Regions from separate parts of the Homo sapiens genome. Here region 2 is linked to region 1. A link is a loop called in an ENCODE intact Hi-C map of the cell type or tissue named here. Cell type or tissue: IMR-90. All regions are shown on one strand.

Region 1 (8,000 bases):
AGTTATGTTGGCGTGGGGATGAAGGAGCGGGGAGCAACAGAGTGGCTAGGAAGTCAGGTTATATGGTCAGTTGGATCCTCTGAGGAGCAAAACAGCTCAAATCACCTTTATTTTTTGACAAGGGTAAATGAATACACCAAGGTCAGAAAGGTACATCACCATCATCATTTTACCAACATACACTTCAATGTACACGCATTTCAAAATCAATTCACAAATTATTTCATTTGATACAGCATATCAATTTCTATGACTATTTCTAGTGTGATTTTAAATAAATGTTACTATATACTATAATATTAGTCTTCTTGGCGTTCTAACCACAAGTTAAACATGCCAAGTTTATTCCCTGTAAGAAAAATAAAATAACAGTGATAGTGACCACCATCCCCAACAGTACTACCACTGCCATAAGAAAAATTCAACCTGTACCATTTATTCCTTCTACTCAGCGTACAGTTGTCTTTATTCTGGACTACATTACTTTCAATAGTAATTACTTTTAGGTGTGTTCGCTGCAATACTTTCCAATATTATATTAAACAACAGATCTTAATATAGAGCAATAATAGCATGGTATTTCAGAAAACTGAAGATACTACCAACTTGGAGTTAAGGGCTCAGAAAAGTCTCAGACCTTCAGAGTAACAAAATGCTACTGGAAGATTCATTATGCACATCTAATTACGTCACTTCAACCAAAGATTCAGAGAAGTGGATGTTTTTCTAAGTGCTGCTTCAAACAACATACCTTTTGTCTGGACCTAATTCCTAACATTCCCCAGGTGTAGTTGTACTACTAGTATTACCCAGTCAATAAACACCAGTCTGAACCTCTGACTTTCCTCAAGTTATTTCCTTCTCTCTTTCTCTCATCTCCTGTTTTTGCTTTCTCTAAAGTCCTTCAGTGAGACCCTCTTTAGAAAAGAGAAAACGCTGCCCTGACTCATAAGGATCATGGTAGAATTTCCTGCTGTCAGTCTGGCAGTTGAATGAGGAATCACGAGAAAGATGGGCTGCATCTCTGGCTTTGAAATTTTTTAGTAACAGATGAGAAGGTTTCTGCATTCTGTTTGAATTTTCTCTGTATGAACCTGTGTGTATCGTTACAATCCTATTTCACTGAAGTTTCATCTTTAAAAATGAGCACTGAATTACAGAGCTAACAGAAAACCTTATGAACCTCAACAACGAATGCCAAGGCCAAGTTTTACTGGAAAGCAAAGTCTCTGGCAAAGAAACACGTATTCCTCTCACTGGCATATCTGCAGGTAAGTTACATGTAACCCAGCCTTAGGCAGAAATGCACTGTGGCCCAGTGAGTCAAAGCATACTAGGTAGAAACTCTGGCACTGGGATAATTAACACAGAGTAAACCACTAAAGGAATCTGTGAGTTCATTAATCATGCTACAATTTTTGGAATTAAAAAAAGGGATATTTCCTCACCTACAATAAGGCTTTAAGGTAACATTTAACTAGCAAAGTAACGAAAGTTCTTTATGTCACTTGAAACTAACTATCCTAATCAAAAAGGAAGAGCTTTAGTTTGTGTAAAACAGAATAGGGGAAAATTAAATATACCTAGGATTTTCTCAGACTGATTAAAAGCTAACAAGAAAAACATCAAAAAGTTAAAATAAATAAAGGCTGTGAGTTGGAATGGCCACTTCTAAAAACAAAACAAAACAAGTGAACATGTAATATGAGAAATTTTTTCTTCTTCTTTGATACTTTACCATGAACTATAGGGTAATACTTTTAAGGTTACCTATTTTAAGCCTTTAACAAAGCTGAGCTAATGTTTTAAAAATAGCCTTTTTAAAAAATGTTGTAACAGGGATTTTCTGTTAATATGACTGAAAAACACAGAAAAGTAAGAGGTAAACATATTCACTTAACACGTACTTATTGAAGAGAAGTCTTGTGCCAGACACTTGGCATTAGACACAATATATAATGGTAGAAAAAGATTGACTTGAGTCCTTTCTCATTTAAAACATACATGCTAGAAGGAGAGACCATCAAAACCAACTAAATAGACCAATACTATAACTGTGGATTGTGATAAGTAACCCAAACAGGAAAAAAAAAAAAAAAAAAAGAGTAACAGGAGGCAATAGTTCTAAAATAAACCATAATTAATATTTTGTCCTATTTTATTCCAGTCTTTTCAAAAATGTTTAAATGCTTGTTTTAATAGCTGTGATCACGTCACTTTATATCCTGTTTCTTAAAGTTCTCTCATGAACATTTTCTGTATCATTACACATACCTTACAGACATAATTTAATAAGTTTTTGTTATTAAATAGGTTAACATTTATTTATAGAACACTGTGTACAAAATACTTCCTATATGTTAGTCATTTAATATTGATAACAATGCTAGAAGATAGATACTTCTATAATTCTCATTTTATAGATAAAATTAGACAGTAAGTTTAAAGAACTTACTAAAGATTATATAATTAATTAAAAGAACAGTTGAGATTCAAACCAGGCAGCTGTACTCGAGTGTAAGCTCTTATTACATAACTACACTCTACTGCCTTAGTGCTTGCATAATATCCCATCATTCTTATTTGGTATTTGGCACACAAACTTTCTATAGGGTGAAAATCAAAACGGTAAAGACAAAAAATATGGAGTGACAATGGAAGCAACAAAAATAAAAGAAAAAAGGCAGAGCAGTAGAAAGAACCTTTCCTGGGAATGATTAAATAAAAAGGATCAAGAAAGGGGAGAAAAAGTGAACTTTCAAAAATTATCTCCTTGGCAAATTTCTAGACATTGCTGATCCAGAAGTGATTATGCATTTGGAATAACTTTTTTTTAAGTAAAAAACACAAATGCTTATTATGTACTAGTTTCACCATGAAATCATCAGCTAGAACCTTCTATACGCTTGGGATCATGAGCAAAAAGCAGCAAAAATGTAGCGATCAGCTTTGTCCAGGTTTGGCTGCATGTGCAATTCATTGGCCTTAGCTAAAGGGTGTATAGAATCAAGCATTTTCTGCGAGCCTCGGTACAGTCTTATAAAAATGACAGAGCCAAGTCACCAATCAGCAAAGGTTTTACTTGCTGGAGGTTTTACAGACAGCAGGGATTCACACATGCAAGCTTAACCAGTGGTGGAATAATATAAAGCCATTTGTGGCATTAAAAATAATTAACAACAGTTCTCATCAAAGCTCTAGTACTATCTGTGCTTCCTCATCTTAACTTTTCAATGCCTTTGGGCATGTACATTTAATTCAATACTCTTCTATCTCACTCTCCCAAACCAACAACTCTATCATCAGTTAGATTTTGGGTTCACTGAGTTAATACCAGCTTCGTACATTTCTTCTTCCCCTAGAGAGGCTTTCTTTTAAACATCAAGTAAAAATCGTAATGAAAGGTTTGTGCTTTTAAATCAGACTCTCCTGGATTCAAATCCTGGCTCTATTACTCACTTTTGATTAACAAACTTAGGAGGGAAGGAGGGGAGGTTCAAGGGGGCAGCGGTGATGAGGGGCAGAGTTAAGAGTTTGCTATATTTCCTGTACCTAAGATGTCTTCTATAATGCCTTGTACATAGGTGCTCAATAAATATCTTCATATAATATGCCCCATATCTACATTTTCTCTGAACATTTAACAAGATCTAATTCTCTTCCACATTTTTTTTTTTTGCCTCCAGGAAATGTGTACCTGGCAGATGTTTAACAGCTATATATCAGCAATGAATGAAATGATGTTGGTACATAATTTGGTTGTAAAGTTTATAAAGTACTTTGAGCTGACAGAAATAGTGCAAATGAAGACTGTAAATGAACATAAAAAATGAAATCTCTCTCTCAGTAGCCTATCCTTCCTCCTCAGAGTTCTCTCTCCAAAACTAGGAAATCCTCTGGTTTTCTCCTTCCCCTAGGAGGCAGACACACCAACCTACTAAGCAGCAGTGAGAAGCAGGGTGGCTCTGATGTATTTAGAAGATTTCACAGCATCAGGGCACGAAAACACCCAAGTAGCTCAAAACCAAAGATTAGACTCCTTCACACAATGTGTGTGGCTTGTTGATTAAGCCTCACTAAATGGACAGTGATCTCTAGCAATTATGTCCATAAAGAACAATGGCCCAAGTATGGCCCACAATGGCAACCATGGGGGGGTTTTGACTAATTTCATGGTTTCATAAAGGATGGCATCTAGTTTCCAAACATATCCTGATGTTTTGGGGAGAAATCCATTCGCTATCTTCCTCTGGAGCTTTAATTTAATACATGACATGTCATAGTGCTTTTGAGTGGGCTACTGCCAGTAGTACAGAAACTGATGACATGAAACAGGTACCAACAATGGCACAGCTGCTAAGGGGTACATTTAAATCAACATCTATTCTTCCCATGCCATCATGCAAAGCCCCTTTTACTGCTCTAAAACAAATACAGCTTAATTTTATTTCCTGCTTGGCTTTGTATAATTTTGACATGTCCTCAGTCAAACACGACCCAGGCCCTTCAATCAGGGCCTTCAATCAGGCCCTATTTTTCTGGAGATGGGAAAACAAGAGGAAGCTAAAGTAATTATTGAAAACCCATAAGCAGCAGCTTTAGCCTAATTACCTTGACTTTTCCTTTTAATTTTTCTATCGATTGTCTCTTGTTAATATACAAGTATTGACTGAGCTAGTAGAGCCTGGTGCTACTATGATAAGAACAGATGCCGCTGGGAAGTAAAATATAATTATGAGACCCAATATTCTGTTCTTCTTTTTCAGAAGCACACATGTACAGTACAGACTTTGGTTTAAGAGCCTCTTAAGAACCACCAGCAGCACCTACACAGCAAGAATCTTTGTTAAACGTCTTTGCTGTCTGTTGTGCCTTTGCCACCAGAGGGCAGTTGGGAAAAGCAAAAACAATCTTTTTCTTTGTTCCTCTTTTGATGTTAAAATAATATGTTTCCCGTATTTTTAACACATATTCTATTAGAACTTCCAGGTCAACAACTCCAGGGGGATGCACAACCCAGGAATGAAGGTGACATCCTTTCGAGCTACATGTGTTCCCTTTTAAATGCTGCTGTATTCAAAGTCTCAACTTGGGGGGAAAAACAAACCAAAAACTAAGCAATATTGCATGAGCTATCGTGAATATTAATGTATCACTGACAAATGCTTTTAACAGATTCTGATTCCTTTGTCAGAGAGAAATTTATGGTTTTCTTGCTGCAGGATATGAAACTAGCTTTAAAAATACTTCTAAAATACTTTAAACTTTTTGGTTTCTCATAAATCCAAGTTTTATGGAATACTAATAACATCTTACATGTTGAGAATCTTAAATTGCTATCAAGGTGTAGTTCACTTTAAGCAAACATAATTCAGTAAAGTTGTCGCAAATCCTTTCTCTAGGAGCCAAGAAGACCTTGGTAAACCAGGGTATCATGTTGCATTGTTTTACTGTATCTTTTAAAGCAAAACTCTAAGAAGAAATAAATGAAGCAGGAGCAGTTCTCAATGCTAAAGGTAACCAGAAATCTCTAAAAACGGGACTTTCTCAAGGGCTAGCTAGCAACAGCCCTAAAAATGGTGTTAGTGTTGTCTAATCCAAGAAGCATGGGGAAAGTGACAGGAGAAGGAATCCAATGGATTCAAAGGAAAAATGAATTTAAAAAATCATCAGACTGAAAAAGAGGGCTAATGACTGGTATTCAACACAGATGGTGCGATGAGCAGTAGAAGCAGCCGCAGAAGTAGTTTAGTACCTACAAAGTGTATTATAATAACAACAACAGCACATTCACTACAACGTGACAATTCTATAGACTTTGGGGGCATTCATTTCATAAAAGGGCAAATGGATTTCTATTAAAATAACTTTATCAGTCCCTGAGGGCACTGTAATCAGCTAGTCTCTGGAATAACTACATCACCAATCCAGATCAGCAAATGGCAAACAAATCACTGGAAGGTACTGAGAAACAAAGTCATACTACAATCTATACAACAGTATAAAAAGCATCAGATAAAGTCATAGATACTCATCCATAATATGGGTTTCAAACATGCCTTAGTGAAATGTTAGTTCAGGTACCTTAAATTTAAGGCTCAGAAATGAAAGCTGAAAAATATCTTTAGGATTTTGAATGACCTAATTCTGAAAAGTAATACCGTACTGTGCACATAGTTCAATTAGAGCACTCAATGTTTCAGAAGTTCAGGAAACATTTTCTGAGTGCCAACTATGTCCCAGATGGTAGAATACAGGGCCAGATACGACCTAGGCTTTCTCTCTAGAAAGGTCTTTGCCTAGTGGAGAGAAACACTCTAATAATTATGATACCATGTGATAGGAACAATAATTATGACAGGAGCGAGGTGTTATGTTAACTAAAGAAAGAAAATGGGAGGTTTCATATTTTTTAGGTTACATTTAAGCTATATCTTGAAACATAATTCAAATAATCAGCAGGAGAGCAGCAGGGCTGGAACAGTGGGTAGAAAGAGGCCCTGGCATGCTCAGGTCAGCTCAGGCCTGGTGGGGAGAGACAAGCTGGTATGAATAAGAACAGACCTGTGTTTAGAGGCAAGAACGGGAAGAGAGATGAAGATACCTGCTGGGGAGCTACTTTAGGAGACAAAGTGAAGAGTAAAGAAAGATGAAATAAAAAAGTAGACAGTCATCTTCCAGAAACTGAACTCTAGTTCTTACCAACTTTCTACACATGCGATAATTGAAAGAGCTTTGAATTTATTGTTAGATGGGCTGGATTTAAGTTCTAGCTCCAGTATTTACCCTGTATGTGACTGTTTCCACCAGTGTTAATTGAGCTGCAAGTAACAGGAAACTGACTAAAAGTGGCAAATAGGGTCTCACTGTAACAGACAGAAACCACTCTAGCTATTATACCTCCAAATCTCAGTGTCTTCCTTTCCTGAATTCTAATGTGAGGATGTTAATATCTGCCTACTCATCGAACAGGGTCATCATTCCCATGAGAACCTATGCCTACTATCTAATGGGGCCATCATTCCTAGAGGATCACATTAAATGACATATGTAAACTCTCTGTATACAAGTAGATGCAATTATTATTATAAGGGGGAGTGAGAAAGGGGACTTTGTTTCTCAGAAAATATCTCATTCTGAATAGTGTTAATTAGAAGGACAAATAATTGTCATGAGGAAAAGCAATTTGCTGAGATGTGTGTTTCTGAAGCATTTTATATTGTCATCGTGGGAAAGAAGGTTAGATTACATCTAATGAAAGACAACCAGCAAACTATGAAACTGCCCAACAGTGTTGGAGTGTTTCCAGATAATTTTTTTAACAGAGACTCTCCTGAGCAGTGTCACTATGTAAATGAAGATGGACTACATTTATGAAGCAATTCTGCCATCCCAGCAGGTAATAAAAGATCAAGAACCTGAAGTTTAAGGGACAGGTCTTAGTATTAATGTACATGCTAACATTCATGCAGACTCATATATAAAATGTGTGAAAAATTGGGAATTTTATGGTCCTACAGTTTTCAAAGGGTCATATGCTTACTTGTTGCTTCCAGTGCACAAGCTAATGCATATCAAGTCTTCCTGTCAAGTTCTAACATTATTTTTTTACACTCAGTAGAATTTTATTTCATATAGTTCTATGAGGGTAGCAAGTATTACTATTATCATGCTTGTAGTATCTTTCTGCTTGCTAAAGTTAACTCATCGAATCAAACTACATTATAATATGAAATATTACAAAACTGGATGCCATAAATTGATGATGAAATTTTCAAAGAAATTTCCTCTAATATCTTCATTTCTTTACTCTTAATTTTGCTACATTAGAATCCTTTACCCTTAAAAACAATGAGCCATGCTATAGGACTCTCAGCCCCACAGTAACAATAATGATGCAAGGAAATACACTGGTTATGCCTCAAATTTCATCATCCAGGTATTATGAGAAGGTTGGAAAAAGCCCTGGTTGCAGAATACTACCCTTTTGAAATATTAGA
Region 2 (8,000 bases), 310 kb after region 1:
AATAAGCAATGTGCTCATCTGAGTTTGGTTTCTTGGAGATGTCAGAGCTGAGTGATAGATGGAAGAGTTACCCAATGAGTTATAGTCTCCCTGATGGCTTCATTGTTAGGAATCTCTACACATTACACAATTCAACAGTGAGGCAGGTCCAGGGAAAACATGGGAAGGGTCATCTGGGCTGAGAGACTGATAATCTCCTCCTACATCTTTGCTTCTTTTGTGTTACAGGCTTTATGTTTCTTAATAAATCCTGAGTCTTTCAGGAGTGTCAGACCAGTGATACAGCTTTTTTGGTCCCAAGTAACCATGTGTCAGTAGTCAGAAGGTAGCTTTGTGTGGTATCATTATCCTCACAAATACAAACACACTCACACATAAATACGTACACTATACTTCATGGATATATGATACATATTATTTCACATTTTAACATCTCTGAAGTTGGGAGGGGTCTGATAAGTGATGATACATTAGAACTGATGAAATATGGGCTGGGTGCGGTGGCTCACACCTGTAGCCCCAGCACTTTGGGAGGCTGAGACAGGCAGATCATGAAGTCAAGAGATCCAGACCATCCTGGCCAACATGATGAAACCCCGTCTCTACTAAAAATACAAAAATTAGCTGGGCGTGGTGGCGGGGGCCTGTAATCCCAGCTACTTGGGAGGCTGAGGCAGGAGAATTACTTGAACCCAGGAGGCGGAGGTTGCAGTAAGCCGAGATCGCCCCACTGCACTCCAGCCTGGCGAGACAGCGAGACTCCATCTCAAAAAAAAAAAAAAAAAAAAAGAACTGATGAAATATGGTATATTTCCTTTAAACAACTATAACATCTTGAAGATGGAAACCAAAACCGAGGTTCAAATACTGACTGAAAGGAACAGTGGTAATCCAACCCAATCTCCTTCATTTTACAAGTGAAACACACACATACATATACATACATAGGCAAACACACACGTGTACAGAGGCAGAAGTAAAACCAAACCTGTAAGTCAAATTTCCTGATTCCCAGTCATTGTTCTTATGTTCTATCAGCACCTCAGCAAAATATACTAATGAACTGACCTACTGTCATCTGTAAGCAACAGGTAATCAAGTTTTTGAGATAAGGAAAACAATTCAACATACTATAAGCACTGCAAGATCAGGAACAATGTCCAGTTTGCTCACTGTGATATTCTGAGTGCCCAACACAGTGCCTTACAGAGAGCAGGCATTTTATAAATGTTCTGAGATGAAAAATCTGGCTGCTGCGTTTAAGATAAAGGATGGCAGTTAGCAGGTGGTAGTCATAGTGGACTGCCTCAGTAGACCACCTCATTAAAACTTGGGATGTTTGGCTCTTCATATCTAGGCTCTTCACAAACCAAATGAATTAGAATTTCTGGGCTAAGACTCAGAAATCTGGACTTTTAACAAGCATTCCAGACGATTCTCATGGCTATTAAAGCTTGAAACCAGAGTATATTAGATAATAACAACCCCCATTGGAGGCAACAGAAAGGAAGAAACTAATGTCATAATATTTAAATCGAAAGAACATAGGGCATTAGAGAAATAAGAGACAAAATCAAGATGGCAAGGAAAAACCAGGGGAAAGTTACTTAAAAACTAATATAAGAACTATTTAAATATAAATGTACAAACATTAAAGAATCAGGAACTCTGAGGAGCCCTGGGATAAGGGATTAATTCCATCAGTGTGCAAGAGGCCAGGGGTACCATATGAGACATCATTAGGATAATTAAATAATTAACACACATAGGATTAAAATTCCTCTTGGGGAAAATGATAATGAACAAGAAACACCTAATGTAGTTTCACAAATGACTCTTCAAAGATCTACAGACAAAGACAGATCTGAACTAAATATGGAGAAGAGTGAAAAAGTATCTTGTTAGAGTTAGCTAAAACTTATAGAAAAGAGTCAGAGGTAGCAAATTAATTCATGCTACTTAAATAAGTCAGACAAGAGAAGAGGAGCTTTTAAAATTACCAAAAAGCGGGACAAAGACTAGGAAAAGAAAAATGGTGCTAAAAATGGAGTGGGGTTTGGAATTAATGAAGACTAAACTAGCTAAGAAACTGAACTAATTCTTTTTAATTTGTCTTTGACAAGAAAAATGAAAAAGACATATTTGTATAATTAGAGAGAAGGAAGACTTTGCAAAAATAGCGACTGACAAAAAGCAGATGGGGAACACTTGACAATACTGAACTCATACCAATCAGCAGGCCTGGATGATGGGAAGCAGAGGAGCTTAAGGGAATTCATGCACACACTTGTGGAGTCATTTACAATCAGTATGGAAACATCACAGAAAAACGGGGAAATAAAAGATGTGAAGTGGAAAAAAGATTAGATAATAAAATATCCTATCGATCTTAAAATGGTAACAAAGAAATATTACGGAAAATTTTAGTGGTGAAACCAATAGCACTGTTTTCCCATCCAGATGTGAGCTCCATGAGGTCACAGGCATTCTTCTTCATTGTCCAGCATTAGTCTGAAGTTTAGAGCAAATAGTAAGTGATCACCAGATAATCGAAAATGGGAAAAGACCATGAGCTAGAAAATGAATGCCACCAAACTTTTCCATTTCTTCTGAACAGAAAATTGTACCACAGGGAGCTTACAGTCCATTTTTTTCTCTCATAAATAATAGCAAAAGGTAAAATACTTAAACATCTGGTGGATAATCATAAGCCATAATCAGAATAAAAATCTAAAAACTCTAGTAACACAAATATAGTAAATTTGAGAAACTATAAGAGAAAAAAAGTAGAACACAAATATTAATTTGGGCAAATATTTTCAGTACTTTCTTTAAAATGAAATCCTCTAACATGTTTGGATAACACGCAAAATTTAAAAAGAAATCAAAAAATTTTAAAATGAGCCTTTACTATGACCATAATATATCTTAATGAATCATGGAAGTTTCTCCCATCCTCACACACTCCCACACAAACCCATCCATAGTCACTCAGATGTATTTTTTTTTTATCAGTTCATCCTCAATTTATAGACAGGGCAAACAGGTAAATTTATATAAAATTATATGCCTCCAGGAAATTGACACTAAGCTCATGGGAAAAGATCATAAGTTACTCTAAAGTAATTATCCACACAAGCAAAACAGAAGAAATGCATTTCCTACAAGCTAAAATAAAGGGGGAGGGTATGAAGATTTCATTTTTGGAGTTTTTTTGCATAGAACACAGTGCATTCCATATAGTGCACATTAATAACCATACACTGATTAAATCAAATTGAAAGCCACTGGCTCGTACACACGAAGGGTATGTGATGATACTTAAAGAGGCTGATTATTTCATAGGTCTGTCTTATTTCTTTGATCAGGTCCCCAAAACTGAAGTCTATGGTTCTAGGCTTTAGTAAAGAAGTATTATGCCAGTAGAGTATCCCATAAGATATGGATAATATTAGGGTTTTTTTTTTTTTTAACACCACACTGCCTTCACTCAGGAAAAGAGAGACAAAAAAGAGAAAAAGAGAAAGGTTCTAATTACTGGAAAGGAAGTTAGTTTCATCATTTATTAGTTTTGATGCCAAATGAAGAGGAAAGGAGAAAGCTATCTCAAAAAGAATATCATTTATATGAGTAATGATAGCTCTGGCCTAAAGAGGACAGTCAAATTCTAGATCTTCTCAGTCAGAGGGCAGAGCTCAGGGCACATAGGAGGGCAAGTACAGACATAGCAGCTGAAGAAGTCAGAAGGCAGTACAAGGAAGGCCCACGCCACTCTGGGTTTGATACAGTTCATATCGTTAGTTTGCATGGATGCCAAGAAAAACATCTTTCAAAAACAAGCCGGCTGATGCAAGATCACCAATTTCTTGAAATGAATAGCAAGAGCAAATTCTATCTCCTTTAAAAAAACAAAAAAAAAAAAACACTGAGATAATTCAAATTCTTTCCCCCTGCCCTTCCTTATGTGGCTCTAAGGAATAAAGGACAAGTAAGAACAAATTAAGAGGAAAAAAGAAACTAACCAAATATTTAATCACAAAAAATAAAAGAAAAAACCCACTTGCTTCAGTATCAAAAGAAACATATTCATTCACTTATCCATTCAGCACAATCTAGGTGGCAAAATAAACGGCAAAAACTTTACCCTCAACCTAGATACTTCTAGAAATTAACAGATCACTAGATAACGGAGCATTTTTCCCAGAAATGGATCTTCATGGAATAGCTAAAACTTAAGTAACACAAATACAGATGGATGGGACTAGGATAGAGAATTCTACAATAAAGGTGTTTTAGGTATCATTTGACTGCCATTGTTAACAGAAGAATACCTAATTTACCTGGCAGCCTGGACCACTAAGAATAGCAGAAACTAAGGAAGAGAGAATTAAGAAAAAAGGGACATTTCCAGGGGCAAAATGTCCTTATGTTATACAATCCATAGCTGAGAATTCATGTGCATGATGCCACAGAGTGCTTTCTGGTCGCTTATTCTACACACAATTCTAACCACCTTGGTTCTCTGCCTTTGCAGCTTATACCACAATAGTTGAGCAACTTAGCAAGAGGAGCTTGTCTGAAACAGACACGATCAATAGCTAGACATGATAACCTACCCCCAAAAAGCAAGGAAAAAAAAGACAGAGGGTATGAAGAGTGAACAAGTATGATTTTTTTTTTAATGGAAGTCTGGGACTGGTTCAGCACGATGGAACGTTGTCCGTGCCTTCACATGTGACAAGATGACCTCTGACGTATCACAATACATTCAATAAAGGGTAGTGTGCAAAAGTGCAACCAAAGCATCGATTAACCAGGTTCAAAATGACAGTCCTTCAGTCACCAGAAAAAGTCTGAATGTGCTCAGTATATTGTGACAAAAGGACCAAATCTGAGAAATGTATTTTATAAAATTTCCATTAAAGATGTTAAAATACAATCTTTAATGCTAAAAGGGGAGAGACTATTTTCTGGAAAATTAAGCCACACTGAAAATCAGATTCCTAGATGGTGCTAAATAAATTAGGCATCACCAGTCTTCTTTTTAAAGAGAATATCACACAATAGTTAGGAGTTTACTTACAATAAAGCAATCGGTCTCTATCAGAACAAAGATAGCCATTGAAGACAAAAAAGAGGAAGGATAAAGCTTTAATTACAAAAACAAAGAGACATATGGATTTATCTATTATGACAGCACAATCCTGAGGTCTGTATAAAAGGCACCTCATTTCAGTCCGGCACACAAGCTTTAAAAAATTGGTTAAACAAGCTCAAAGTATCTTTGAAGCAACATCAATGGTGTATGGTACTTGGTTTCCGATTTTTTCTGCACCAAATTAAAAGTTAATAAATGTTGCCAACAGTTCCTCTACATTTCTCAGTCCACCCCCACCACAAACTCTGGGAAATAAAAGCAGCCCCCACCATTACTTTACAGTTTGCAAAATGACTTGGAGGGGAGCTTTGAAGTTTGTAGTAACAGAAAGAGAAATATACCATTAATGCCAGAGGGGGGAGCTCAGAGCAAAGGGAAAGATCATGTTTACAATGGGCAAAAAAGGGAAATTCTGAAAACCTTCTGAGCTTTTACACAATATCTTTTTTTCTCTTTTTCGGTATTCTCTTTTGAAGAATGGGTTCTAATACCCTTTGAAATAAACAACCTTCTTTTTCCCCCCCATGTAGAGAGAAAATAAATAAAAGTAGTGCTGAGGGTAACCAGTTTAAACAATGTGCAGGTTTCTGAAACCTCTGCTTTAGGGAGGTCTCATGCACACAGCCTCCAGTCTCTAATCAGTTTTGTTTGCAAATGAACCTACACAGTAGGATTGGCATCTAATGATGCTGAAGGCACAGTAAAGGAATTAGCCCAAGACAATCATTATTTTAAAGAGGTGTTTGGCCTCCTCCAGATTCCTTTACATGTTTATTTCTTAAGATAAAATGGAATTTTAATAGGCTCCTTCCATAATTAAAGATACTATCTTTGTGTATTCACTGCCCTTTGTACCACTAAGGACATACAACTAGCTGATCCAACAACAAAAAAAGGAGCCACTGGCCATTATATTTTCCTAGAAACAACTTCCAAGTACAGACAGGTTTGTGGAGATAGCCAGGGTCAACCAGCACTCTTCTTCCCATCTGAATTGTAAGCATTTCTTTAAAGTGAGCTTTCAATCCTGAACAGTTTTGCCAGTAACCAGAGACAAAACTGGCATTAAAATAGGTGCCATTGAACAATAAAGTTCTTGATGCTACATGGAAAGCTGCAGCTTCCAAAACAGTGCCTAAAGAAGGTCTTTAAAAGAAATGAGTATCCTTCTGTATTTGTCAGCTACCGCCACAATACTGAGTAACAAACCACCTCAAAATTCAGCAGCATACAACAAGTATATCTTCCTTGCTCACATATATGCTCATTATCTGGGACTTGGCTGTAGGCTGGACTACACTGGGCTTGGTACCAAGCTGCAGATCAGGTCCAGAGCCAGTGCTTTTCATCCTTCTTGAATTAGCAGCTACTAGAAGCATGTTCTTCTCACGGCAAACAATAGAAGTGCAAAGACCAAGTCCAACTGCACAAGCATATTTCAAGCCTTTGCTAGTGGCATATTTGCTAACATTCCATTGGTTATATCAAGTCACACGACCAAGTCCAATAGCAATTGGATGACGAAACAGACTGCTCTCATAGGTTGGGTGGGGGGCTATTGGGAGTGGGGTAGGTTAGGGAATGAATATTTGCTGAACAATAATCCAACCTACCACATCCTTCCATTCAGGCTGCTAGAGGTTATTTGTTTACCACATCTGGTATCCTACCGCTTATGGAATAACAAGATCTCATCATCTAAGTATGTCAGTCCTAGTTTTACAGAAGTCTGCCATTGATACTACTACCATTCGAAAATAAGAATGAGAATTAAGCAGAAAAAAACTGTAAAATTGGTATTATATCGTATAAACGGACATGATTAGGAGTTTCATTGATGTCTCAGAAATCTGTTGACAAAGGGTAATACATTACAGCTATAGAGTGCTGCTTAGCATACTCTGGTGTTTCAAGTCCATGTACTTGCTAAGCTGTCTACCTTACATTGGCATTGACAATATTTTATGCAGTATTAGTTTTGCATAGAAATAGCCTGCTAGACAGCAGAATTACAAAGAAAAGAGAAAGCAGGAAAGATCATACCAAGGTTTCCAACTTGGATAATGTAGTAAGCAATAGTAGTAGCATTAGCAGAAACTGGAAGAGAGTGGAAAGCACTTGACAAACAGATTTACAGCAGCTATTAACGAAGCTTTACAGTGAACATTTTAAGATAACTTTAAAAGGCTCTGGCTATTACATACATTTAAAAGTTAACTTATCAACCACATACCAGTTAAATCCTACTGGAAACAAGACATGGGATGCAGATATAAAGGGGGGAGAGGAATACATATATTACATAAACATGATACTTATATTTATATATCTATCTACCAAAATTTTCTTAAGAAGGTCCAATGAACCCCAGGTTCAGATTTCACTATCAGCTATTAAATGCCTACTATATGTCCCATACATTAGCTCACCAAATACAAAGCTGTGTTGTAAGGTAGGAATTTATTATTATCATCCACATTTTACAAATGAGTAAAGTGAGCCTTGGTAAAGTTAATAAAGTTATATAACTAATTAGATGTAGAGCCAGAATTTGAACACAAATCTTCTAAATAAAAGCCTGTTTTGTTTTTTTTTCCTCACTATCCCATGCTAACTTTCTAAAAATGTCTTTTTTACCTGAACCAAAAGAATTCTTTTATATTCTCCCATTCTCAACTCCCAACATTAAAGGGATAGACTAGACCAGGAACACAATTATGATCATAGTAGACTTATGATCCTCCCTAGGGTATCTCTCACAGATACAACAAAATTCAGGAATCTTTTTTAAACATGTTATTTTAAATACCAGGTATCAATCAGTTGATCAAAAGTTACAAAA

The links. Peaks named below come from ENCODE experiments on the same cell type or tissue, not always from the same donor. Only the 100,000 strongest peaks of a DNase experiment are listed, where the experiment ranks them.
Region 2: a loop joins it to region 1, with 10 times the contacts of the local background. A loop is called at or near these places in 6 of 110 quality-filtered maps.

The regions. Positions count from the first base shown.
Region 1 is chr7:133,739,814-133,747,813 of GRCh38, reverse strand. All of the region lies in intron 10 of EXOC4 (exocyst complex component 4), which reads right to left. Among named protein-coding and RNA genes, the nearest start is that of LRGUK, 380 kb to the left of the region's middle. In IMR-90, a CTCF peak has its summit at 4,883 (motif pointing right); no DNase peak of the experiment used is centred here.
Region 2 is chr7:133,431,972-133,439,971 of GRCh38, reverse strand. All of the region lies in intron 7 of EXOC4 (exocyst complex component 4), which reads right to left. Among named protein-coding and RNA genes, the nearest start is that of MIR6133, 150 kb to the right of the region's middle. In IMR-90, a CTCF peak has its summit at 5,527 (motif pointing right); a DNase peak (open chromatin) is centred at 3,811; H3K27ac peaks cover 309 bases.